Linked DNA regions of Mus musculus: all the other regions are linked to region 3. Evidence: chromatin loops called from intact Hi-C (ENCODE). Cell type or tissue: heart. All regions are shown on one strand.

The links. A loop is a pair of places that touch in the nucleus more often than their neighbours do. Peaks named below come from ENCODE experiments on the same cell type or tissue, not always from the same donor. Only the 100,000 strongest peaks of a DNase experiment are listed, where the experiment ranks them.
Region 1: it touches region 3 in a loop (4-fold over the local background); 7 of 42 quality-filtered maps call a loop at or near these places.
Region 2: it touches region 3 in a loop (2.5-fold over the local background); 3 of 42 quality-filtered maps call a loop at or near these places.
Region 4: it touches region 3 in a loop (5-fold over the local background); 6 of 42 quality-filtered maps call a loop at or near these places.
Region 5: a loop joins it to region 3, with 5 times the contacts of the local background. A loop is called at or near these places in 14 of 42 quality-filtered maps.
Region 6: it touches region 3 in a loop (3-fold over the local background); 2 of 42 quality-filtered maps call a loop at or near these places.

The regions. Positions count from the first base shown.
Region 1 is chr10:82,697,022-82,701,021 of GRCm38, reverse strand. It overlaps Hcfc2 (host cell factor C2), which reads right to left and starts at 1,908. Exons shown (of 14, transcript NM_001368720.1): 1 at 1,716-1,908; 2 at 1-103. The coding sequence starts at 1,878. In heart, a CTCF peak has its summit at 1,734; DNase peaks (open chromatin) are centred at 1,901 and 3,491; H3K4me3 peaks cover 2,141 bases; H3K27ac peaks cover 1,768 bases.
Region 2 is chr10:83,541,916-83,545,915 of GRCm38, reverse strand. Washc4 (WASH complex subunit 4) reads right to left here and starts at 1,975. Exons shown (of 33, transcript NM_001033375.2): 1 at 1,814-1,975. The coding sequence starts at 1,874. In heart, CTCF peaks have their summits at 1,500 and 1,701; a DNase peak (open chromatin) is centred at 1,965; H3K4me3 peaks cover 1,758 bases; H3K27ac peaks cover 1,438 bases.
Region 3 is chr10:82,762,072-82,766,071 of GRCm38, reverse strand. Nfyb (nuclear transcription factor-Y beta) reads left to right here and starts at 1,931. Exons shown (of 8, transcript NM_010914.2): 1 at 1,931-2,068. It also overlaps a transcript of Hcfc2 not described here. In heart, no CTCF peak of the experiment used is centred here; a DNase peak (open chromatin) is centred at 1,991; H3K4me3 peaks cover 2,764 bases; H3K27ac peaks cover 2,507 bases.
Region 4 is chr10:82,665,094-82,669,093 of GRCm38, reverse strand. The region is part of intron 3 of Glt8d2 (glycosyltransferase 8 domain containing 2); the gene reads left to right. Among named protein-coding and RNA genes, the nearest start is that of Glt8d2, 24 kb to the left of the region's middle. In heart, a CTCF peak has its summit at 2,450 (motif pointing left); a DNase peak (open chromatin) is centred at 2,453; H3K4me3 peaks cover 698 bases; H3K27ac peaks cover 515 bases.
Region 5 is chr10:82,857,747-82,861,746 of GRCm38, reverse strand. Txnrd1 (thioredoxin reductase 1) reads right to left here and starts at 2,541. Exons shown (of 15, transcript NM_001042513.1): 1 at 2,447-2,541; 2 at 1,117-1,223. It overlaps Gm38560 (predicted gene, 38560), which reads left to right and starts at 2,739. Exons shown (of 4, transcript NR_156010.1): 1 at 2,739-2,790. In heart, CTCF peaks have their summits at 1,218 and 1,977; DNase peaks (open chromatin) are centred at 1,216, 2,006 and 2,636; H3K4me3 peaks cover 3,368 bases; H3K27ac peaks cover 3,653 bases.
Region 6 is chr10:82,627,334-82,631,333 of GRCm38, reverse strand. It overlaps Tdg (thymine DNA glycosylase), which reads right to left and starts at 1,496. Exons shown (of 10, transcript NM_172552.4): 1 at 1,296-1,496. The coding sequence starts at 1,318. In heart, no CTCF peak of the experiment used is centred here; a DNase peak (open chromatin) is centred at 1,533; H3K4me3 peaks cover 2,465 bases; H3K27ac peaks cover 2,101 bases.

The sequences.
Region 1 (4,000 bases), 65 kb after region 3:
CCCCCAAACACTAGGATTCTAGTCCCATCACAGACAAATCCATGGGCTGCACAGCCTGGAGGGATGTCTCCTCTAACAGCTGGTAGGAACCACTGGTTTGTAACTAGTTGAAAAATAAAATAAAATAAATTATAACAAGTTACCACACTCCATGAGTGATAAATATATTAGTCAAAGGATCTATACATATAATCAAAGAATATGTGTATATATACTTACATAATAATACATACATACATACATTCATGCATGCATATCCATCCTTTATTCCAACAGTTCTCAATTGGGGACTATTTTGCTCCCCCAAGAATACTGATTTTACAATGTCTAAAATCATATATAGTTGTCACAACTGGGATGGAGGTGTAACTACCAACCCATGGCTCGAGCCTGAGGATGCCAGCACGCATCTTACAACATACAAGGTAGTAGCCACAGCCAAAAATCACCAGTCCCAAAATGTAATAATGCTGCTGTTGAAAACCCAGATCTGGGGCAGGCACTGGTGGCACATGCCTTTAGTCCGAGTAAAGCACTTGGGAGGCCGAGGGGCTCATTGATCTCTGTGAGTTCGAGGCCCGTCTGGACTACAGAGCTAGTCTTAGGACAGCCAGGGCTACACAGAGAAACCTGTATTGAAAAAGGAAAAGAAAACCTGTTCTGCATCATTGTACTCTTAAAAAAAAATCCTGGTGTCACCCCCCATTAAAGAAGTGGAAAACCTGTGATTTAGAAAGACGTGGTAACTTTAATGCTGATTTAGAACAATTGCCAAAGCAAGATTCAAAACAGACCCAATTTCTTCTAAGCCCAGGGTATTTACACTATACCAAATCAAACATCTTCAAAACTTTTTCTGTTGGAGTACTGAGGAGAGTCAAAACTAACAAAATTTCTCCTACCGTTTTTAGCTTTTAGAGGACTACTGTGATCAAGTTGTTTCATCAAAGTTGTAGGTTGTGAACTAAAACGACACCAAATTCAGTATCTAGCCTTAACTAGTTTCCTATGATTGCTAGACTACTTGTAAGTGGAGAAAATATACTTTCAACCAGCACGGAGGTCAAGACCTGCCCCCTTAACAAGTGACACTTCGAGCTGTGCAGCGGTGCCTTAGCTATGACAGCCCCTTGGCGAGGACCAGCCCGGAAGGGCAGAGCACATACACTACAGACATCGGCTAATCAGAGACCAGTCCGCGTTCACCCACAACTCTCTCCGCCGCGAGTTTAGAGAACTGTCTTGCGGGCTTCCGCCCGGTACTAACTGTACCTACGCTGAAGAGGCAGCCAGGAGAACCTCCCCGCCCCTCAACTCTCTAGGTTCTAAGAAGGGGGCTGGGGGAAGGCAAAGACCACCGAGGCCCGCCTTGGGGTGGGTTTTGTTCTTGACACTGGCGGGATCTCCACCCCTTAAGTGACCGGCCCTAGGGTGGAGGCCCAGCCGTGGAACCCGCCGTCTCGGGTCCACGGGGAGGGATGGGCCGGGGTGTCTCGATGTCTACCGGTGGAGTCACGTCCAGCCCGCGGAACCGCGAGCACCGAGCCGCCTTCCAACACGTTGCGAGCTCGGGCTGCCGACCCAGCCGATCTTCCCCCGCCGCCTGCCCGGCTGGGGTAGCGGCGACCCGGCGGTGACAGCTGTCAGGCCCGCGTCCGCCGCTCCTCCCCTCCCCCTCCGCGGTCCCGAGGCGGGGTCGCCGAGCCGCCGCCTACCGGTATTGTAGACGTGCAGCTCGTCCGCGATGCCCTCGTTGCCCCCGCCGAAGATGATCATCAGCTCCCGGATGGCCACGGCTCGGTGTCCGTGCCGGGCGCGAGGCACCGGTCCGGTAAAGGAGGAAACCCGCCTCCAGTTGAGGAGGCTGGGAGCCGCCATCTTCCCAACCCCCGCCCCTCGGCCCACAATGCCCCGCGCGCCACGGGCTCCACGGCTCGTGGGGAGGACGAGCGCCGCCTCCAGCTGTGCGCGGGAGGCCCGGCACGTGACCCGCGGGCCCCGCCCCCCCAGCCCGTGGCGACGTGGCCCTCGGGGCTCCGCCAAGATGGAGCCCCTCCCGCCAACCCTGCCAACCCTCCTCTCTGTGGCTTTCAGTGGGGTGTTCGGGGAGGAGGTTACAGCTTTGTCCTTTAGGTCCACTTGGAGCATCTTCTGTGTAGGAGCGTCACGCCCTGGAAACTGTTATCACAGGCACTGGAGAAGAGCTGCCTGCCGTGTAGGTCCCAAGTGATGAGAGCACAGGGAGCGCCTAAGGCAAATCTGTCATCTCAAAGGAGGGTCTCCCAGACTGCAGGACAAGGACAGTGGACACGGTGGCTAAGTGCAGGGCCTGAGCACGGCTCAGATTTGGAGGTGACAAGCCTACACAGCAAAAGATAACCCCAAAGGTGATTTTCGGTTCATTTAGGTGTATTAGTTGTCTTGTTGCTGTGAAAAAATCCCCTGACAAAAACCTTTGAAGGACAGAAGGGTTTGTTTCCCCTCACTGAGAAGCCCATCATAATGAAGAGGCTTGGCTGGAAGTGGCTGGTGGAATTTCATCTGCAGAGAGCCACGGATGCTGGAACCGGGCTGCCTTATTATTTAGTCCAGGATGGCATCCCAGTTTATTTCTACCTTAATTTATTTCAACCTTACATCTATTCCCACCTTAATTAATCTGATCTAGATAACCTCATAGGCCTGCCCACGGGCTTGTCTCCTAAGTAAGTTTAGATAGTATCAAATCAGCAATATCGACCATCACAGCAGGTCATTATTTTCATGCGGAGGCTTCTTTTTATAGTGTTGTTAATATTCTTAGACAAAAAGACTAAGGGGGAAACCCTTAAAAGTTGCAAACTCAGTGTTAATTTGGAAAGAGTCTATTTTGTAGGCCTGCTATATCAAAGTGCCACAAGCCTTGTGCCTTGAAAGAGTTGAATGGCACTCAGGAGTAAGAGTTTGAGGCCAGCCTGGCCTACATGGTGAATAAACAGCCAGGGCTAAATGGAGAGACCCTGTATCAAAAAAACAAAAACAAAAACAAAAACAAAAACAAAACTGGGTTTGATTTCCAGCACCTACATAGCTGCTTACAATGGTCTGGAACCCTCTGTTCTGGGGGATCTACACCCTCTTCTGGCCACCACAGGTACCAGGTGGGTCTGTAGTTCATAGACATACCTGCTGGCAACGCACCTGTACTCATCAAAGAAAATCTTAAAAAAGAATAAACACATTAGAATTGTCTCACAGTTGGAGAGAAAGTCTGAACAGAACACCAATGTAGGTAACACGTGAAGGAAAGGTTGGACAGGGTAGAGAAGGAGGGTGAGCTGTACCCCTAAGAAACCAGCATTTAAAAGGTTATAACAGAAGGCAAAAGGGAACTGGGGACTTGTTCTATGGGTTTGGCTTTGAAAACCACTTCCACCTTTATGAACCTCCCTTTGCCTGTGGCTTCTTCTAAATATCAGTCCTCGCCAAGTTCCCTTTTGACCTCTTAGCTATTAGTGTTCCATTTCCTTTAGAAGCCACACAGAGTTCATGTAGGAGGAGGAAGTGTTGGATTTGCAAATTAGGAGGTTGCTATTGGCCTAGAGTTAAACACTTTAAGTGGAGGAGGAGAGGCTAGAGAGAGCCAAAGAATGAGTGGGGGAGGAGATGCAGAGAGCATAGTCTATTGTTCTTTGGAGTTGTTGCCATGGAAGCAAGAACCTGTGCCATTCTCAGGCTACACCTCGCACATAGTTGTCATTCAGTAAAATAATTTCTATAATCTTTATATATTACTACTGCTTCCAATCCTATTCCTTAGCTACAGGGCATTGAAGAGCCAGTTGTAGAGCAAGACACCAGTGCCCAAGTGTGGCAGACCTCTGAGAGCTATGGGCAAGGTCTCGGTTGAGGACTCTGGGGAAGACTAGCGGATGAGCTCAATAACAGATGGTCTAATCAGGCACTGTTCTCAAGATGAGAGAGGCAGACGTCTATTTACAGATCAGAGGGCTCTGGCCAT
Region 2 (4,000 bases), 780 kb before region 3:
TTCCAATTCATTTCTTTTACTGATGTGTATAACTTTACTCAATCTTTGTCTTCTAAAAAAAAAATGCTTTTTCCTTCAAATTTGAAGTTTGGAGCTGTCATGAAATAAACTATGTTCTGACTCACACTGCATGAAATATAGACTAGACATCTGTCCTTTATTTTGAACTGAGTTTGTGAATCAGGGGCATCAATTCAGTTCACTAAGACGCCTGTCTCATTACAGCACTCACTTAGATAATTTTGGAAAACAATTAGTCTAGATATGATTCACAGCCCCAAAATTAATGAAAGCCAGGCACAGAGAGACCTCTTACCTACTGCTAACAACCCCGTGTTAATGTCTTACTCTATTACATGGGAAATGACCAAAGCATCCTTTGACCAGCAAATGGGTTCTTAAAGACTGTACTTGAAAGACATGCTAAGAGATCACCTGGTTAGACCTGGGTAAACGACAGCAACACTAAATTCCTTGCCAGTAAGATAACAAGTAGCTATGAACTCATAAAAGTTCTTAAAGTACAAGAAGAGACTAAGAACCAGTGGCCCTCTGTGCATAACATACTCCCCCTCCCAACAAACTGCATTTCTTGTAGTTTTCCTACTACTTTTTAAAGTTAGTAAACAACATTATGAGTTTCACCATGGCATTTTCATACATACATGGTTTTTATATTGTGTCCTCACCCACGTCCTGTTTCCACTCCTTTCCCCAGTCCTGAGCATCTAAAAAACTGATTATGTCTAAATAACTGATCATTCATTCCACTTAAAGCTGAAACCCAGTATACCTTCATTCCAACTTTGGTTAGATTAAACTAAAGTAGGGACCTCAGCGCACAATGGGGGGGGGGGGGGGGAGGAGAAGGGGTGGTTACTATCCTTCCATCTAGATTTTTCTTTATGCTGACTAAGACCAATATCTTAAGATCTGCCCAGCACCCTGAACATAGTTCAACTAGATGTAAAGGCAAAACACAGTTACATAGGAATCTGTACATGGTCTAGTATCTCTGTAAAATAATTCATAATGCAGCTGTACTTTATTTTTAAAGGCATTCCTACTTTTGGGAAAGGTATGCATTTAAAAATTTCTTGGGCAACTCGCCCCAATATATCTTCTATCACACAGAAAAAACAAACAAACAAACAAACAAACAAATCAACCTCCAGAGTGTCTCTAATTAGTTTGGGTTGTCCATTTATGCTGAAACAAACTATGAGGCTTTTGGGGTTGGAAGTGATTTTAAACATAAACTTGGACTTGACGTCATGAGGCAACTGCGAAGCAGATCTGATTTTTTAAAAAGTTAAAATAGATTTAAAAACCTTTTCAGCTATTTAAAAATCAATAAAGGGCCGAGAAGGAATAAGATATTCCTATGTTGGTTGATTTTTTTTTTAAGGCCAGAAAGAGCTGTTTTTAGCTGTCTCTGTGGTTCTAAGAACGTGAATCCAAACTTCAAAAGTTGGCTTGAGAAGCAAAGAAAAACAGGAAACCGAAACGGGAACCCAGACTCTTCTAGAACTGAAGGCTGAGCATCTGGGGCAAACCCTGGGACGGGATGGACAACCCGGGAGGATGGCCTCGCGCGGGGCTCCCCAGCGATGGCACCGCTGGCCCGTCACCGATTCCGGGAGGGACGCAGGGTGCGAGTGCACGGCCAGACGCGACCACACGGTCACGCAGAGCGCCCCAGTCCCACCCAGCGGGAGGGTCCCGAGAGGGCGGCTGCGCAGCGCGGCGCCGCACCGCGCCGCCCTCCGTCCGCAGCGCCGCCCGGCCCGCCTCGCCCGATGCCGGGGCTTACTCTGAGAGCCGTCGTCCACGCGGTCGAAGTCCCAGTCGGGCGACAGAGTGTCCACGGCCATCGCCGCGGAACCTCCCACAGACACAGCCCCGAGCAGCCACAGCCGCGACGCGGGCCTCACCCCAGCCGCTGTCACGGCACGTGACTTCCGGCTTCGGCCCCGCCCCCGCACGCCAGAGCCAGTGGACTCTCGGCCCTGCGGACCGCGGGAGCCGCTGGGAAAGCGAGTCGACCGCCTGCTCCCGGCGCGGCCGCCATAGTGATGGCTGCCGTTGGCATCCTGCATCCTTTCCTGGTCTCGCTGCCGTTCACGACTGTTCTCAGGGCACATTCCGTTCCTCGAGGCTCTTTTTTTTTTATATCCTAGGGGATTACTCCCTCAGTCTAACCTGGAAAGAATGGAAATAACCGGGTGGGGCCCAACGCAAGACCCGGTCCTTCACCTGGACACTGCCCGAGCCCTTGGACCAAGATGCCTGTCTCACCAGCTCCCTTTCTGTCTTTACCCTCGCGATTCCTTGATCCCCTTGCACTTCCTGTGCAGATTATTTGTTGAGAAAAGACCTGTGTGTGTAAAAAAGTAATGACTTTAAGAACGCCACCAAGCAATCTCACTACTGGGTTTGCTTTACATAGATCACTATTCTTTCTTTCCTTGCTTTTAAGAAGGTGGGGTGGGAACTGTGTTACCCTGAGTTCTACATCTATCCTAACGTTTACACAAAACGCTTTCTATCAGGGCAGTTTTTAGTATGTACTTCTACGAAGCAGTCTAAATAGCATCAAAAAAAAAATCATAATGTAAAATTTAAGACATCCATACTCTGAACTCCTAGAAAGCTACAAAATGAAATAGGTCTCAAATGGCATTAAAGAAAAAAAAGAAAAAAAAAAAAAGGAGAGGAGTCGATTTTAGAACAATGCATATTTGCTGTAACATCTACAATCGACGTAAACGTTTATTTATGCTCATGTGTTTGCAAATGCATAGGAAGAATTCAAATCTCATTAAAGAAGACTGGATTACTTGAAAACGGGTAGGTGCTCATTAATACAAAGTGGCTCTTAAATTTTTCTTGTGTCTATTAGCTGAGTCTTTTTCAAGCAGAGTTTTAAAGTTATTTGCATTATATAAAGTACCACAAATCAATATAGAATGTTCTCTTGAAGAGCATGTTCTGAGATGCTAAGGTTTGGGCTTGGTTTTATTTTGAGACAAGATCTCATTATCGTAGCTGAGAGTCCCTGCTGCTCCTGGGCCTGTGACAAGGCTATGGAGGGAAACCTCTACAGATCTGAGCCACAAATGAACATCTTTACTTTGTAAAGTGCTTTCCTAAGTGCTGGGAATACAGGCATGTGTCACCATGCCTGGCATTGCAAAGAAATTAGAAAATGCTTTTTTTTTCTAACAAAAGTGTTTGTTACAGTGACAGCTGACAAACACATGTGGACTTAGTGTGTCTCTGGCTTCAGGGTGGCCTATTGGAATTTTCAGTTTCTGTAGCATGCAGTTCTGGCAGCCTTCTTTAGGTTCCATATGGTAGCTGTTGGCAGCTTCGGGCCCACATTATCACAAGACTAAATCTAGCCCACGAGAGAAAAAGAGCACGCTGAACTGATAACTCGAACAAAAGTCCCAGAATCAAGTCTTGCCAGCAGTGATTAGCCTTTCTTTACTTGAGCACACTTTCCAGCCAATCTCAGAAACCCAAATATCAGGAGGGGTGGACCCATTGGCTTAGTGTAGGTCACGTGCTCCACGGATGCCCTGAGCTAAGAAGAAGCAACTCTCTAGAGATCACTTAGCCTGGAAGTGGAGGAGACAACGATACAGAAGCCAATGGCTGTCATCATAAAAGTGGCTTTATGTAGCAGAGGGAACAGCCATGATGGTGATTGCATCACTGATCCACTTGGTCATTAGCAAGCATCTCACAGTGACATCCTCCCAGGCTTTTGAGTTAGAAATTAATTATTATGGCAGGGTTTTTTTTAAAGTTTATTTCAAAATTCCTTTTGTAATATTTTATGACTTAGATGCTTACATTTAGAAATCTAAATAAAAGAAGTAATGCTTTATTAATAGCTAGCACGTATCTTGTGCTCATTGCATAATCTATAACAAGAGGGTTTTTGTTGTCGTGGCCCAGACTAACTTTGAACTCACTATGTAGCTTAGGCTGA
Region 3 (4,000 bases):
ATAGATCTTGAGTTTAAGCCCAACTTGGACTATATAGTGAAACAGTTCAAAAAAAACCAAACAAACTGACCAAACAAAAATTTTAGAATATTAACCTTTTTAGGTCTTTATATGTATAAATTGCAATGAGCCATAGTAGTTAATATTATTTCTGTTATAAAGAAACTGGAGAGATGGCTCAGCGGTTAAAAGCACTGAATGCTCTTCCAGAGGTCCTGAGTTCAATTTCCAGCAACCACATGGTGGCTTATGACCATCTGTAATGGGATCTGATGCCCTCTTCTGGTGTGTCTGGAGACAGTGACAGTGCACTCATATACATAAAATAGATAAATCTTTAATTTTTTTTAAAAGGAAATAACAGAGTGGTAAATCTGGCTAGTAAGAAGGGGTCCTGGGCCCACAGGTGGTGGTGGTTCACTCCTTTAGTCCCAGCATTGGGGAGGCAGAGGTAGGCAGAACTGTGAGTTTGAGGCTAGCCTGGTCTACAGAGTGAAATCCAGGACAGCCAGGGCTACACAGAGACATCCTGCCTTGGAACAAACAAACAAACAAACAAACAAACAAAACCAAAACAAGAGAAGAAGGGAGAGGAAGAGGAGGGTGTCCTAGAATTTGGTAGATTCAGGTGGTGGTGCTCCTAACTCCTCTTGAAATAACCGAGAAAGACTCATTTGTTCTTGCTTCCTTATTTACCTGAGAAATATTTATTTATTCTAGACACAGCGGGATATCAATAAATAACATATTTCAATCTTTCTGTATACTTTATGCACATACTTATATGGAATATACACCCAAACACCTTTTTTTCTTTTTTTGAGATACAGTCCGATTATGTAGCCCAGGCTGGACGTGAACACACACACTAGGGAGCCCAAGATGGTCTGGAATTTCCAATCTTCCTGTTTGTGTCTCCCCAGTCATGGGTTTAAAAGGCATAAGCCACAACACCAGGGCCTTCTATAATTATTACTACTACAGTTTCTGTTTCTTCAGACAGGGTTTCTCTGTGTAGCCTTGGTGTACTGGAACTCACTCTGTAGACCAGGCTGGCCTTGAGATTTGCCTCCCTTGTCTTGGAATTAAAGGCGTGCACCTGCCTGACCCAGCCATACTATTATTTCTAAAGACAGGGTCTTAATGTATCTCTGGCTGACCTAGAACTTTCAGTCTTGCTTACTTATCCTTGTTAAGTCCTAGGACAATAATTTTCCATCTATCTGGGTGCAGGTATCCTGCAGTACTTTGCAGTGGCTGGCCATGCAGGACATTTTGGATCACCACCACAAGGGAGAATGGTAGCCAAGGGACATTTGATCCAGATTTCAGTGAGGCCGACAGGGAAGGCCTTAAATGCACAGAGGCCATGAGTTTTTGCAGCCCAGTGTTATCTGGTTGGGAAATGAGCACTTTAGGTAGTAAGCCAACTTGGTAGGGCAGACCTAACACCAGAACACAGCACCAGGGTACAGGGTGGAAGTCGGCTGGGACAGCCTACCTGTTAAACTTGGAGGAAGGGGATGGTGTGCTAAAATGAAAAACTAACATCTTTGTTCACTGTGACTTGAGAGGGAACGCTGTGTGCCTGAGGTGGCTTGGAGGGATACCTAGAAAACATTAGGTGCCTAAAGCATTCTGGAAAGTAGCTCAGGTGTAGATCCCCTCCGGGGCTGAACTCAGGCGGGCGAGACGCTGGTTAGTGGGGAAGGAGGAGCTGGAAGGAGAAAGAAGCCAGAGCAAGCCTTTCCGCGTGGAGCTCTGGATGAGAACGCCGGCCTCTCGGACGCCCTGAAGAGCGAACATCCAGAGCCCGCCCGCGCGCTTTTACGGACCGCGCGCCTTGCTCAGAGGCTCCGGGGCGGGGCCGGGGGCGGACCGGGGCGTGGCCTCGGGCGCGGGCGTCGCGGAGGGAGGGTGTCACGTAGAGGGAAGCGGCCCGCGGCGGAGGGAGGGGAGGCCGAGTCCTGGAAGTGGAGCTCCGCGCTGGGACTGGTTCCTTCGCAGCCATTTTCTGTCCAACCAAACAGCCGATTGGAGACGGGAGCCAACCAGGGCTGCATTGGAGGTTTGTGTCTCGCTTCGGCCAATGATCGCTCCTAAACCGACTCCACTTTAGCTCGAATGAAATGTCCGTCTCCTCCCGGCGCCGTCCCCGCCGCCAACGCCGCGGCGGTCGGGGGCACTCGCAGTCCGCAGTCTTCGGGCGGGCCGGGCCTCCGGGCGAGGCCGCTGTGCTTCGGGCCGGGCCGGGCCGGGCCGGGCGCGGGGCGGCGGGCGCTTTGTGCGCGGGGCCGCGAGCCGCGGTCGGGCTGGGCCGGGCGGCTGCGGGGCTCTCGCGGCGGCAGCCCCGGGCCGGCTCCATTTTGTCCGGGGAGCCGGCGGGCGGGGAACGCTGCGCCCCGGAGCGGCCGCTTTGTCTCCCGCATCCCGCCGGCGGCGGGCGTTGGGCACGGGCGGCGGGGGGATGCGCTCCGCGGGGCCGCCCGGGCACCTGCGAGCCGAGGCGGCGGGTCCCTGCGAGGAACGAGCGGCCTGGCGGGCCCCCGGCCCGCTCCGCGCCTACAGCATGCAGCCATCTGGCGCCTGGCTCGCCCCGGACTTGCCCCGAAGGTGGGAAGGGAGCCTTGGAGGTTGCACGGAGGTTTCAGTCACCCGTGCTGGGGGGGCGGGAGGGTCTGCGAGAACAAAGAATTTACGGAGCACCCGCAGATCCTTTCATGCCTAAAGTCTAGAAGAGGGCTGTTTGATGTAGACAAGGTTAGGTAGCAGACGACCTTTAAAAAAAATGGCATCCCGCTAATCTTCACAGACCCTAGTTTTTGTAGATGGTGCCACAAATCACCCGAGTGGCTTCAGCTCTCAGTAAGGAAACTAATCGGTAACAGAAAGTGATGGCTCAACTGGTCAGTAGTAGTGGCATTAATAAATAGGAGCTTTATGGATGAGATACTGAGAGTTTAACCAGAATTCCTTTAAAGGCAAATGATTCCTCCTCTGCACTGCTCTTTGTAGCTTAATTTAAGGATTCTATCGATGCAAAGCTGTGGTTGTCGATGCCAAAGAAAGGAGGTTGGAGGAAGGGAATCTGCTTTTCTTGGATACAGATTTGCATTTCTTCAAACACCAAGCAGATGTATGCATTCCCTTGAGCTATTACACAGATTATAACCTGCCCTGAAGAAAATGCTTTCCATATGAAGAGAGATATTCTTAATGGATTAAGTCTAAGTATATACTTAGCAACTATTTGGGTTGGTAAGGCTCTCCCCCGGTTCCCACTCTAAGCAAGATGCATACACATACCCAACCTTCAGTGTTTGAGTGTTCAAACACACCTTTTAAAGCTACAGGAACATTCTGGATCTAGAAAAGGGGCATATATGGGAAGGCAATATAGATTACTTGTAAGATTATAGCAATGTCAGGTAGTCTTTGCTGGCTGATTTTTAAAATTCAACAGCCCTGTTTTTTCCCTACTACACTTCATGCTTCGATGCGAGTCATGAACATGGAAAGGATGTTTGATTTGCACCTTTCCTCCCATTTATTTGTTTCCTTTCGGAAAAAAAAAGGGGGGGGGGAACCAACAAATAAGGTCCCAGTACTGTAATTGCTTACAGTGAGACCGAAGCGCTGTCTTGATGCAATTTCACTTCACACTGATAAAGGCCCCGTGGACTTGTTTGTTTGTTTGGTGTGCCCTCTTGCAAGGCTGTGTGTGTCTTTTCCAGCAGGACGTAAGATAATTTCAGTGCATTTTAGTCTGACATGTTTGTTTCCTTTTTCAGTTTAAAAATGTGTACATCTCCGAAACACTTTAAAAAAACAAATCCATCCTTAAAAATTCAAGTTTATGAGTAGGGCATTTCTATCCTTGGTGTGAATATTTTATGAAACTTAGATGTGTTGAGTTTTCAGTCTCTTGCATAACATATAATCTGATCCCTTATTTGGAGTATTGTGATGAATATTGACTAGTAAAGCAAATTCAGGGCTA
Region 4 (4,000 bases), 97 kb after region 3:
AACTAATAATAAAATAATTAAAATTAATAATATTTTCCTTAATTTTTAAATTAAATTTAATTTTTTGAAAGAATATTTTACACATTCCAGGCTGGCCTTGGACTTGCTATTTCTCTGATCATGGCCCTGAACTCTTGATCCTTCTGCCTCCATCTCTCAAGCACTAATTAGGCTTATAAGTTTGTGCCACAAAAGTCTGGTTCACATTTCTGTTTTTAAAGCCAAATGCCTGGCTAGAGAGGCGGCTCAGTGGTTAAGAACACTGGCTGCTTTTCCAGAGGACCTCGGCTCAATTCCCAGCAACCAGAAGGCAGCTCACAATTGTCTGTAAATTCAGTTCCAGGGGATCCAACATCCTCACATAGACATACATGTGGGCAAAACACCATTGCACATAAAATAAAAATAAGTAAATCATTAAAGCCAATACCTAGGACCTAGAAACACTAGTGAGTAAAATTGTCTCTGTTCTTACAAAGGCAGTGTTTTATCTGGTTACACATTAAATTATACATACATCATTTAAAATAATTTAAAACATGTGTGTCTGGAGGGAGCTGGAGAGATGGCTCAGTGGTTAAGAGCACTCACTGCTCTTCCAGAGGTCCTGAGTTAAACTCCCAGCAACCACATGGTGGCTCACAACCATCTATAATGGGATCTGATGCCCTCTTCTGGTGTGTCTGAAGAGAGGAACAGTGTGCTCACATACATAAAGTAAATGAATCTTTTTTTTAAAAAAGTGTCTGGGGCTGGAGAGATGGCTCAGTGGTTAAGAGCACTGACTGCTCTTCCAGAAGTCCTGAGTTCAGTTCCCAGCAACCACATGGTGGCTCACAACCATCTGTAAAGTGATATCAGATGCCCTCTTCTGTTATGTCTGAATGCAGCTACAATGTATTTATATACATAAAATAAATAATTCTTTAAAAAAAAATACAGAGTTGACAAGGAGAGATTCCTATATATGCTAAATGGAGAAACAAGTTACTGAAAAGTACGATTGAATTTTGGTTTTAAAATCCTGTATACCTGGGGGCTAGAGAGAAGGCTCAGTGGGTAAGAGTGCTCGCTCCGTGTCTTAGTTACCGTTCTATTGCTGTAAGGAGACATCATAAGCAGAGTACCTTTGGAGAAGAATCATTCAACTGAGGGTTTGTTTACCGTTTCAGAGGCTTAGTTCATGATCATCATGGTGGGCTCACACGGCAGGCAGCTTGGTACTGGAGCTGGAGCCGAGTGCTTACATTTTAGTCTCCTAATGGAGGCAGAGAGAGACTGTGCCTGGTGGAGCTGTGGTGCGCATGGGCGTTCCAATCCTCAAAACCTAGCCCCAGCGACACGCCTCCTCCAGTAAGGCTACACCATCTAATCCTTCCTAAACAGCTTGCCAACTGGAAACCAAACACTCAAATATACAAGCCTATGGGGCCATTCTCGTTCAAGACACCACACTCTGCAAGCACGAGAACCCAAGTTCGCCTCCCCAGCAGCCGTACAAAAAGCCAAATGTGGCTATGGGTACCTGTAACCCAAGTGTTGAAGGGGCAGAGACAGGTGGCGCTCAAGAGCTCTCTGCCCAACAAGTCTCGCCAAAATGGCAAGCCTTCAGTTCAGTGAGAGACCCTGCCCCAAAACAGTAACTTGGAGAGATGTAGAGGAAAACACTGGACACTCCGCTCTGGCCTGTGCATGCATGTAGGAATACATAAACTCTCATGTTCACACACACAAAATAGTTAAGCAAAAATAGTTAAGCTTTCCTAGATCCTTTTCTGTTTTGGCTGGAAGTTTCCCACAAAAATCTTTATTTGTTTTTATTATTTAAATATCATTCATTTAGCCAGACATAGAGGTGCGAACTTTTAATCCTAGCACTCAGGAGTCAGAGACTGACAGATTTCTGTTCCAAGCTTTACCCATGCCTTTCCACTCTCTTATCTCCCTGTCTCTACAAACATCCAGGAGGGCTCTGGACTCTAGGGCCACTCCATGCCGCAGCTCAGCTCTTCACAGGAGATTTTCACCACGTACTTCCAGGGAGCCAGGCTCAGCGGAGTGACTCAACAAGCTCACAGTCTGATGGAAAACCAGGCACAAAAATAGGCTCTGCAGTTGCAGAAACAGGGATAACTGACGAAGGCATCTATTCTGGTGCCAGTCCTTAGGACAGAAGCAGTGGATAGAGACAAGTACTCTGCCGCCTTTGCCCTCGTGGTGCTCCCCAATAGGAATGGACAAATGAACAGTGTAGCTAACGAACCCAGCCACAGCAGGCACCCAGAACCCTGTACGTGTTGGGAAGTTGTCGCAAACTTCCTGCGCGGTGGATGTCAGTACGCAGCTGGGATGGATGGATACGTGAGAGTTAACCACGAAGAGCAGAGAGTGATTCCAGACAGCAGGAGCAGCATGTGTAAAGGCAGATAAGAGAGCGTGCGCCACCTGGTGTTGAGGAAATCACGAGGAGTTTGGTATTGCTGAATACCACCACTCACTGTGGGTGATCCGCACAGCCAAGCCTGTATGTCAGTTAGATCAACTCACGTGGCCGCATGGTGACAGCTTGCCTCTAGAGGAACAATCCGTAAACAAGTTGGGTTTTGTTTTGCTTTTTAAAAGGGCGTGCAGTGAACTCACAACTTGAAAAGTGGGAGCAAGACGATCAGAAACTCAAGGCTGGCCTGGGCTGCATGAGATGCTGTGCCCAAAACACTATTTTCTTTATAAAAAAATAATTCGTGGTCACTTAGTGAATTTGAAAAAAAAAAAAAGAAACGCAAACAAAATTAAAATCACTTATACTTTCCTTCCTTCCTTTCTTTCTTTCTTTTTTTCTTTCTTCTTCTTTTTTAAAGGTTTATTTATATGAGTACACTGTCTCTGTCTTCGGACATACCAGAAGAGGGCATCAGACTCCATTACAGATGGTAGTGAGCCACCATGTGGTTGCTGGGAACTGAACTCAGAACCTCTGGGAGAGCAGTCAGTGTTCCTAACCGCTGAGCCATCTCTCTAGCCTTTATATTTTCACAAATAGACACAGATAAACTTGTGGCTATGTATGTGTCATATTGGACTCAAATACCAGAAAGCATGTATGTATGTTTGTATGTATGTATGTATGTATGTATTCTGCAGGGCCTCACTATGCAGCCCTGGCTGGCCTGGAACTCATTTATTCAGCCCAAGCTGGCCTCAAACTCCAGAGGTCTACTTACTTCTGCCTCCACATGTACCCAGCACACCCAGCTAAGAATTTTATATTATTCCCCTTCAAAGTATATTATGAGATTCTCTCAAGTAAGGAACTAGATCATGAAAAACAATTTCTAGTAGGAGAAACAGAAGTAGATAGAAAAAAAAACCCAAAAAGAAATAGAGAGGCCATTTACAAAATATACCTAGTAATGTGTTTCAGTAAGTGTTTATTGAACATAAACATATCAGCTATAGCTACCTTGGACTTAAGTGAGAGAAGTATTATAAAACTGTCTGCAAAAAGAGGTCAAACATAATAAAAATCAGGTATCCATAGCCTGGTTACTATTCTTCACAATGTAGGTTGCATTCTGGTGCTGAAATATCACTTGGTAGTGACAGTGGTTTTGTCTGTTCTGATGCTAAAGGATGGTCAGTTATTTGATGTAAGCACTGGTCACGCCCTTTCGTTAGTTCCTTCTCTTGCTGTTAACATTTGGGCAACTTGACTAAGGAATGGAGAGCAACAGAAAAACCATAGCAGTACAGCAGACAAGTTCTGACTTGGGGAGTTAAGAGCTGCTGGGCCTGTGAGGCTCTGCCCTTTCTTGTGTGTTTGCCCTGTATGTGTGTGATGCTGTGGACTGGCTTCTGAACAAGAGTCCTGAAATAATAGGGACGCAGACGTTCACCCTGTCTTCCCATAAGAACCTGATCCGAGGATCCCACAGCCCTTCAGATCAATATCACGCGCACACTACGGTTCTGATGTTCTTGGTATCATCACTCTAAGAAGGCT
Region 5 (4,000 bases), 96 kb before region 3:
GAAGTACAGGTTACAAACGCCACTCATGGCCCCGAAACTAAAGTCAGAGAAACAGGACAACAAAGTTCATCCCAAAGCTTATAAAGGCTTTTTTTTTACTCCCACCCCACTGGTGTTAAAAATCATGGGGGGGGGGGTTAAGGTTATGGAGAAACTTCTCAATATACATTTACAACACAGGCAGAATCCCCACCCCCAAGACCTCGGCCAGGTCTTTGTTATTTAACTTGAAAACTGAAGGCCTAAGGGGAGCAAGTGCTTTAACTAAAGGAAAAGCCTTTTAGCTCCCTTAATTAGTTCCCACCCATTTGCTATTCACCTTTGAAATCTACTTCCAGTCCCTATATTCACTCTTCAAAGATGTTTCTGGTAGAAGACTAAATAAAAATACAAAGTAATTGTTAATGTTCTTCTTAGTGACACATACATCTAAGTGTTTTTACACCTAGCAGGCCTCAGGTTTACTAAGAAAGCAAATGTTCCTGTATCTTTTACTTCTGAAAAATCACAGAGGGGCTGGCGAGATGGCTCACTGAGGGAAGGTGCTTGCAAACAAGTGTGGCGACTGGGGTTTGATCCCCAGGATCCACATAGGGACGTTAAGAACCGACTCCACAATGTCCTCCGACTTCAACACACTGCCTGGTGTCTCATCATACATTTTTGCAATTCTGCAGGCTGTCACCCCTCCACCGACGGACCAGAAAATGATGACCAGCATACTTGCCACAGAAGGGTAGATCTAGGTTCTTTTATATCCACTCAACTCTGAGCTAGAGAAAGAAATGCCTGACGGGAAACAAATTCAACCCATGGGACTCGTGGTTGTTTCCCAGAGCCTGTGTTTCTTGGTACCCCATGCCTCTGAGAATTAAGAGGAAGGTGATAGGGCGGCCTGATGAGGAAGGGGTAAGTATTTCCTGACGCGTTTTTTTCTCAAGACTTCCCCATACTATTCACCCTGACGCTAAAGAATGTAAGAGGGAAAACCCGAGCAAAGGGAACAAAAGAAGAAATGGCTTGGCTTGGCTCCTCCCGGTTCAGAGATCTGAGCACGTGGGTCGCCAGCCTGCAGTGTCCCAGCGCCGGAGATCGGGGAACCTGCGCAGCTCCTACCTTCAGGGCTGGACCATGGCCGCCCTCCGCCGGTCGCACCTTCCGCTGGCTCGCCGCCTCCCGCGGCCTTTCCGCTCGCCCGCGCCGCTGCAAGGCCCCGCCGCCCTCTGTGGCACAAAGCAGAGCGGCAGTGAGCCTTCCTCCGGGCGGGGCTTCCGGGACGCCACGCGCCCTGGGTCACTCTCGCCAGTGGACTCCGACCCTTAAGCAGCCGGGCCAGCAAGACTCCAGGACCCCCAGAACTCAGAAAAGCTCTGCATGGCGGCTAAAAACACCAGCCTCGTAGCCACCTAACATTAACACTGCGTGGTCTGGTTTTTGATCGCTGCGCCGGGTGAATGCAACACCCAGGGCTTCCTGGAATCTGAAACCGCGGGCAAAACGAAGGTCCACAAAGACGCTATCCATCCGCTCTGGATGACATCAGAGGAGGATGGTCCTATTTCACAAAGTAATGAACTCGGAAAAGTCTGGAACTATTGAAAATGTAGCCCACAGCTAAATGAATGAATATGTGTGTGTGTGTGTGTGTGTGTGTGTGTGTGTGTGTGTGTGTAGTGTCAGTATGTCATATATACTGACACCAGCACTTAAAAGCATAGTTATTCAGTACTAGTACCAACAGTGAGATATATTTACAAAGTGCTATAGCATTATATATATATAAACATTTAGTCTTCACAATGTACTTTTAGATGTATTACCAAATTACCATGTCCATTTCATAGGTAAAGGAAACCGAGCTACATATTGTCAACCAACTTGGGCAAGTTCGAGCTGCCGGTCAACATTGGAGGCGAGACTCAATCCAGGCAGGATTGTCTCTGCTCTGTACTAGTCTGCACCGCCTCCTTCAGTTAGGGAAAGGCTGTGCTGTAGTCCCAGCTGCCCTGTTTAACTGCCTGGGTCAAGAAGGGCAAGCCACTAGGAAACATGCGATTGCCAATTCCAAGGAATTTCATGGGGCTTAGGAAGTGGAAACATTTGTAAAGGCATGAAACTCCTTAATGTTATCACGGATTTATATACTTACTCGTCACAGTGTTATATATACCTCAAGATCACTGCTCTACAAAGAATACCCACTTTCTCTGGTTGCCAGGCATCAGCAGACAAGGGCCAGACCCAAGTCCTCATATCCTGAAGCTTGTGACCCGGGCTGTCTTCTGCTTACCCTAGCTTGTTCCCAGCCTGCTCAGTCGCACATTAAACGATCCCCTCCCGGACATTTCCAAAGCACCACCCCGGAGCGATGCTCCCAGGCCCGCCAGCGACCGTCCCGGGCATCCCAGGTCCCCAGCGGTCAGCTCCACGCTGACACAGAGCTTACATGAACAAGGAAGGTGAAACCACCAGCTCTTCTCGCCCCGCGGTGTCGGCGTCCCGCACCTCCCGCGTGGACGCGAGGCCTGACGGAAGCAAACTGAGGATAAAGAGCTGCGGGTTCCTAGTGGCTCCGGGAAGCCACGCCCTGCTCTTAGTAGGCGGGCGAACTGCCCGTGTCAGAATGACAAAGCAAAAATCCAGTCCCCGCGCAGCCCCGGCAACCTGTCCCGGTTGTCCCCGCAAAGTGAGAGCTCCTAATTGGACCGTACAACATCCTCGCTGCTCGGAACCGCCCCCCGACCCAAAGGCCGCGGCTGCTATTCAAAGAATGTTGGGAACCAGAATCGAGTAAGAGTGTGGAGTGAGTAACCCGGGCTCAGCCCTAAGGCGCTGCTATCTACACAAGCTTGCGTTAGTCACATGAGGAATTTTAAAAATATTGACGCCCGGCACCCATACAGACGATCTGATGCCCCTGGCACTGGCTGTGACCCTGCCAAATAGTTGTTTTCTTAAAAAAAAAAAAAAAAAAAATCCAAAAGTTAATCTAATTGACTGCAAAGGCGGCAGTGACCTAAGGTAATGGATTAGTCAAGTCTGGTGATTCTCTTAAGGAAGTTCCCTGGTTTTTTAAAGCTATGCCTACTTCATCCTGAGTTACCCTGAGAAGAAATGACTAGTTCCCCTTACAATACTTCCTCCTCGTCCCAATCGGGCTTGGGGGTTCACCTTAAGGAAAACACTTGGCACACCACCACCAGCATCGACCAAAGAAGGCCTTGTCCTTTCATGCCTCCTGCCTCTAGGCTACTAAGAATGCTTGGTGAATGAATGAATGAATTGTCTGACCCACTATGGAAAAAAAAAAAAAAAAAAAACTAGGTGAGAAGGTTGCCAGCCTGAAGCCACGCCTTCTGAGAACTGGCCTCCCCACTTTCCTTCTAGGCTCTTCCAAGGTGACAGTAAGAAACTTGCATAAACGGACACACAGGCTGCCAGGCTGACCAGATACTTAGCCCACACTGCCCGCTGCTCATTTCTTGTGTGTGTACAAGCAGTGCTTGAACCGGAGCAGCCCCTGATACGCAAGTGTCAGGACTGGCTACAAAGTGTCTAGCTCCAAAGTGTTCAGGGCAAACGTAGTTAAGGACCAAGGGATGGCAAATCTGATTACCCCTGGCTCCCCAGCCAAGCTCTGTTTGCCGTATTTCAGGCACTGCACATTGGGACAGTCTGTAAAGGAAGGTCATGAACACCCCCTTCTTAAAAATACAGACAGTGCAACTTGTTTCAAGAGTACGACAGGGTAGAGAGAGGCTCTTCTATCACTAAGTTACAATAATGTACTAATGCTGTGATTATAGGATTCTAATAGCTTGACCCTGAAAGTGTCTTACATGGACTGGTCAGAGAGGGATCACAGTTGAGATGTTACTTTTTCTTTTTTTAAAGATTTATTTATTTTATGTATTTGAGTACACTGTCACTGTCTTCAGACATTACAGATGGTTGTGAGCCAACATGTGGTTACTGGGAATTGAACTCAGGACCTCTGGGA
Region 6 (4,000 bases), 130 kb after region 3:
ACTAGTCAGAATTTCCAGTTCCTGCTGGGCCTGGGAGGAAAGGCCCATAACCCCAGCCATCTGAGAGGCTGAGGCATGAGGCTCATGAATTTAAGGTCCACCGGAGCTACAGAGTGAAGCCAAGGGTAGCCAAGGCAACACAGCAAGACCTTTCAAAATAACGAGTAAGAAGATGGCTGAGGGACATGACTCAGTGGTAAGCTTGCTTAGCACACTGGAGGCTCTGGGCTCAATCCCCAACCACACACTCCCAAATAATAATAAAAATCTGGGTTCATTTTTAAATCATTTCAGTAGTATGACATCAAGGTCTTACACACACACACTATTTAGTCTTGGGTTAGAGAGAGAGAGAGACAGACCACACACACGTACACACACATGTAATATTGTGCCTCTTTTTGTTAATGATTCACTATTGCATCCATTCAGCATGTATTTATGTAGACTCCAGTTCAACCTATCAGTTCTACAAACCCCTCTGAAAGTTGGGCCGGCATATTTCCCACTTTCACCAGCAGGTCCCTGGCACCCTGTAGTTGGTAAAGGCTTTAAGATAGGTCTACCTGTCCTGTGAGTAGAGGCCCTTCTGCAGTGTCCCTTGGATCTTTGAGTGGTAAACCAGACTTTCATTTCAACTCCCATGGACTGCCATCAGCCCCCGTCAATCTGCTCAAAGATGTACCATAATACAGCCGTCGAGTGGGAAGGCGGGCTGAAGACAGAATCTCTTGCCTAAGTTCAATGTCCATTTGCCACTTAGAGGCAAGCTAATTCTTCGCCAGGCAGGGCTAATACCTAAATCTCCATTCCTTTTACCTGCGAAGACCTTGCCATTTTGTTTTTCTTAGCTTTCTGCGAAGAGTCTAAATCCCCAAACCTATACTTTGTCAGGCCCGCCCTGACATCCCCATTACCACTAAGGGACAATTTTAAAGACCATCCCAGAATGAAAGACATCTACAGATTGACTTCTTAGCGTGTTATACACACTCCACAGCAATAGTATCTATCCCGCGAGGATGAGAAGGACCCCGCAGCAACCGCGGCCACAGGGTACCCGCTTCGCCTTTACAGTCCACGGTGACGGAGGGTGAAGAACCGCGCGGGCGGAGGCTGCGGCCGGGCACACACCACCTTTTAAAGCTCGCGGGTACGGGAGGCAGAGGACGTGCGCGGACCTGGGAGGGGGGGGGGACGTGTGGGGAGCGGGGAGGTCCCCACTGCGCACGCGCAAGCCGGCCTTTGTGCGGGCCGCGGCCCTGACCGACCCCAGCCGCGAGCGCCCGCGTTACCTGCGCGCGGCCTCTGCGTCCATGGCGGCGCCGCCGAGGGTACGGCCACTCCTGCCGAGCCCACGGGCGCCCGCTCTGCCGCTCAGCGCGCGGACTCACCACAGGATCGGGGCGGCCGGTGGATGGACGGCGCTGGCCTCGGCCCCTCCCACGCTGCTACATCACCGCGGCGAGTCCCCAGCGCACTTCCGTCCCCCTCCGAGGAGGCCGGCGGCCTCGCCATCACGTGATGCTGGCCAGGCCAATGGCGTGTCCTTTTCGGGGCGCCCCGACCGCCGCTTAGCCTTTCGGGAAACGTGGATCTCGGCGAGGATGGGGAGCGCCCGGCTGACGTCAGCTTTTGTGGGCTCTAAGTTTCCTTGAAGGTGTGGGTTAAGGGTGATGGCCTTTAGGATGTATTATGCGTGGTGGCAAATTCATGTCTTTTCACCTCAAATTTTGTGCGGATTAAAAGCTACCTGACTTGGGGCTCACAGAGCCTGAGCTACCAACCAGGGAGCTTTCAGGAGCTGGACCTAGACCCCTCTACACGTTTGTAGCAAATGTGAAGCTTGGTGTCCGTGTGAGTCCCCTACAAGTGGAACAGGGGCTGTCTAGGTCTCTGTTCCTTGCCAGTGGACCCAGCGCGGACTGGGGGAAGAGGACTGCGTGTTTCCTCAGTGGGAAAGGATGTGCCTACACTTGCTGAGATTAGATGTACCAGAGTCTTACCCAAGTGGGGCTTCCTCTTCTCTGAGAAGAGAAGGGGGCAGGATTTGTAAGCGTGGGACTGGGTGGGGGTGGGGCTGTGAACGGGACGTAAAGTTAATTAAATTAAAATGAAAACAACCACCCCCTCCCCCGCAACTATGTGTCTTGGCTGGGCGACCCAGCATTTGCATAGACAGTGGCAGGCAGAACTAAGTTCGAGGCTGGCCTGGTTTATAGAGCGAGTTTCAGGACAGGCAATACTACACAGAGAAACTCCGTCGTGAAAAACTAAAATGATAATTATAATAATGATAAATAAATATTGTGCCTTACACAAAACAACATTCTTTCTTTTCAATTGTCTTTCTTGTCAATTCCTGTGATGAGGAGTAGGGCTGATTGGAACTGGAAAACCTAAGATTGGAAGCCACCAATGTTTGGGCCTCAGTTTACTAATCTGTAAGGGGAAGCTCTTGGTAGATTACAAAGATTTCCATAAACAGTTGTCTACGTTGGAGATGGACAAACACTCGCCTAGATGCTAGATGCATCTCTGCTTTAGAACCTTAGACAGCAATCTCACCTCGATTTCTCGGAGGTTCTTTTGGTTTTTGAGATAATTACAAAACTGTGTACCCCTGACTTGGCTTAGAGCTTTGCAGCTGTAGTCCAGGCTGGCCTCAACCTGAGGCAAGTCTCCTGTTCACTCTCTTGCATACTGACTGGGATTACAGGGCATGTATCACCATACTTGACTTTCGGAGGTTCTAAGAGTTTGTTTGTTTTTTTTTTTTAGATTTATTTATTTATTTATTTATTTATGTGAGTACACTGTAGCTGTCTTCAGACACTCCAGAAGAGAGCAGTCAGATCTCATTACAGATGGTTGTGAGCCACTATGTGGTTGCTGGGATTTGAACTCAGGACCTTTGAAAGAGCAGTCAGTGTTCTTAACCGCTGAGCCATCTCTCCAGCCCCAAGAGTTTTCATTTAATTTCTTTTCAATGTCTGCTGTGGGTGTTTGGCCAGAGAGTTGTCTAACGGCGTCTAGCCCTCTCCGTGAATCCCAGAGTGATGACACCTAGGCTTTGAGGTAGCCTCTTGTCAGCGATTGTTATCTGAGATTTGAGGGGGTTGTTCCTTCAAAGGGTTTTACAGTATCAGTCCTTAGACGTACCTGGCAGACCAGGTAGTCTCCTGTGTCTGAGAATCTTGGGCAATGGCTCCTTCATAACCCCTAGATCATAGAAGAGGTTTGGGTATGCAGAAGTTAACTTGCTAAAAGTGCCTTTTATGTAACAATAAACAACACTTCTAGGGGGCTGGTGAGATGGCTCAGCAGTGTTTGGGAGTCCTGTGGAAAAGTGAGGGATAGAAGTGAGCAAGGACACCACAAGAAGACCTACAGAGTCAACTAACCTGGGCCCATGGGGGCTCACAGAGACTGAACCACCCACCAAAGAGCGTGCAGGGCTTGACCTACGCTTCCTACACATTTGTAGCAGATTGAAGCCTGGTCTTTATGTGAGCCCCCACCTGTTCTTGGATCCCCTTCCTCTAGCTGGACTGCCTGGTTGGGCTCAGTGAGAGAGGCTATGATTAGTCCTTCTATGACTTGATGTCCCAAGATGGGGTGGTAGCACTCACTTTGGGTATCACCTAAGTGAATGTTGTCAAGTGACTGTACTATGAGGAGAAGGGAGGGAGTAATGGGAGGGACTTGTGAGGGGAGGTTGACTGGGATGTAAAGCAAATAAATAAATAAATAATGGGGGCACTTCCAGGAAACTTGCCACCATTCAGTCCTTGAGAGGCTGATCACTCATCCCACCATGTCTCTCTTCCATTGTCCCGAGGAATCCAGAACACTGACATCTTCGAGTGTTAGGCTTCCCTGTTTCTTTAGGTTACGTGGCAGAAAATGGTGAGAAGCCCGACTGAATTAGATTGCCTGGTTTGTTTCACAAGAGGCGTTGGTTAAATTACAATGATCTCTCCCTTCTGTGATGTGAGCT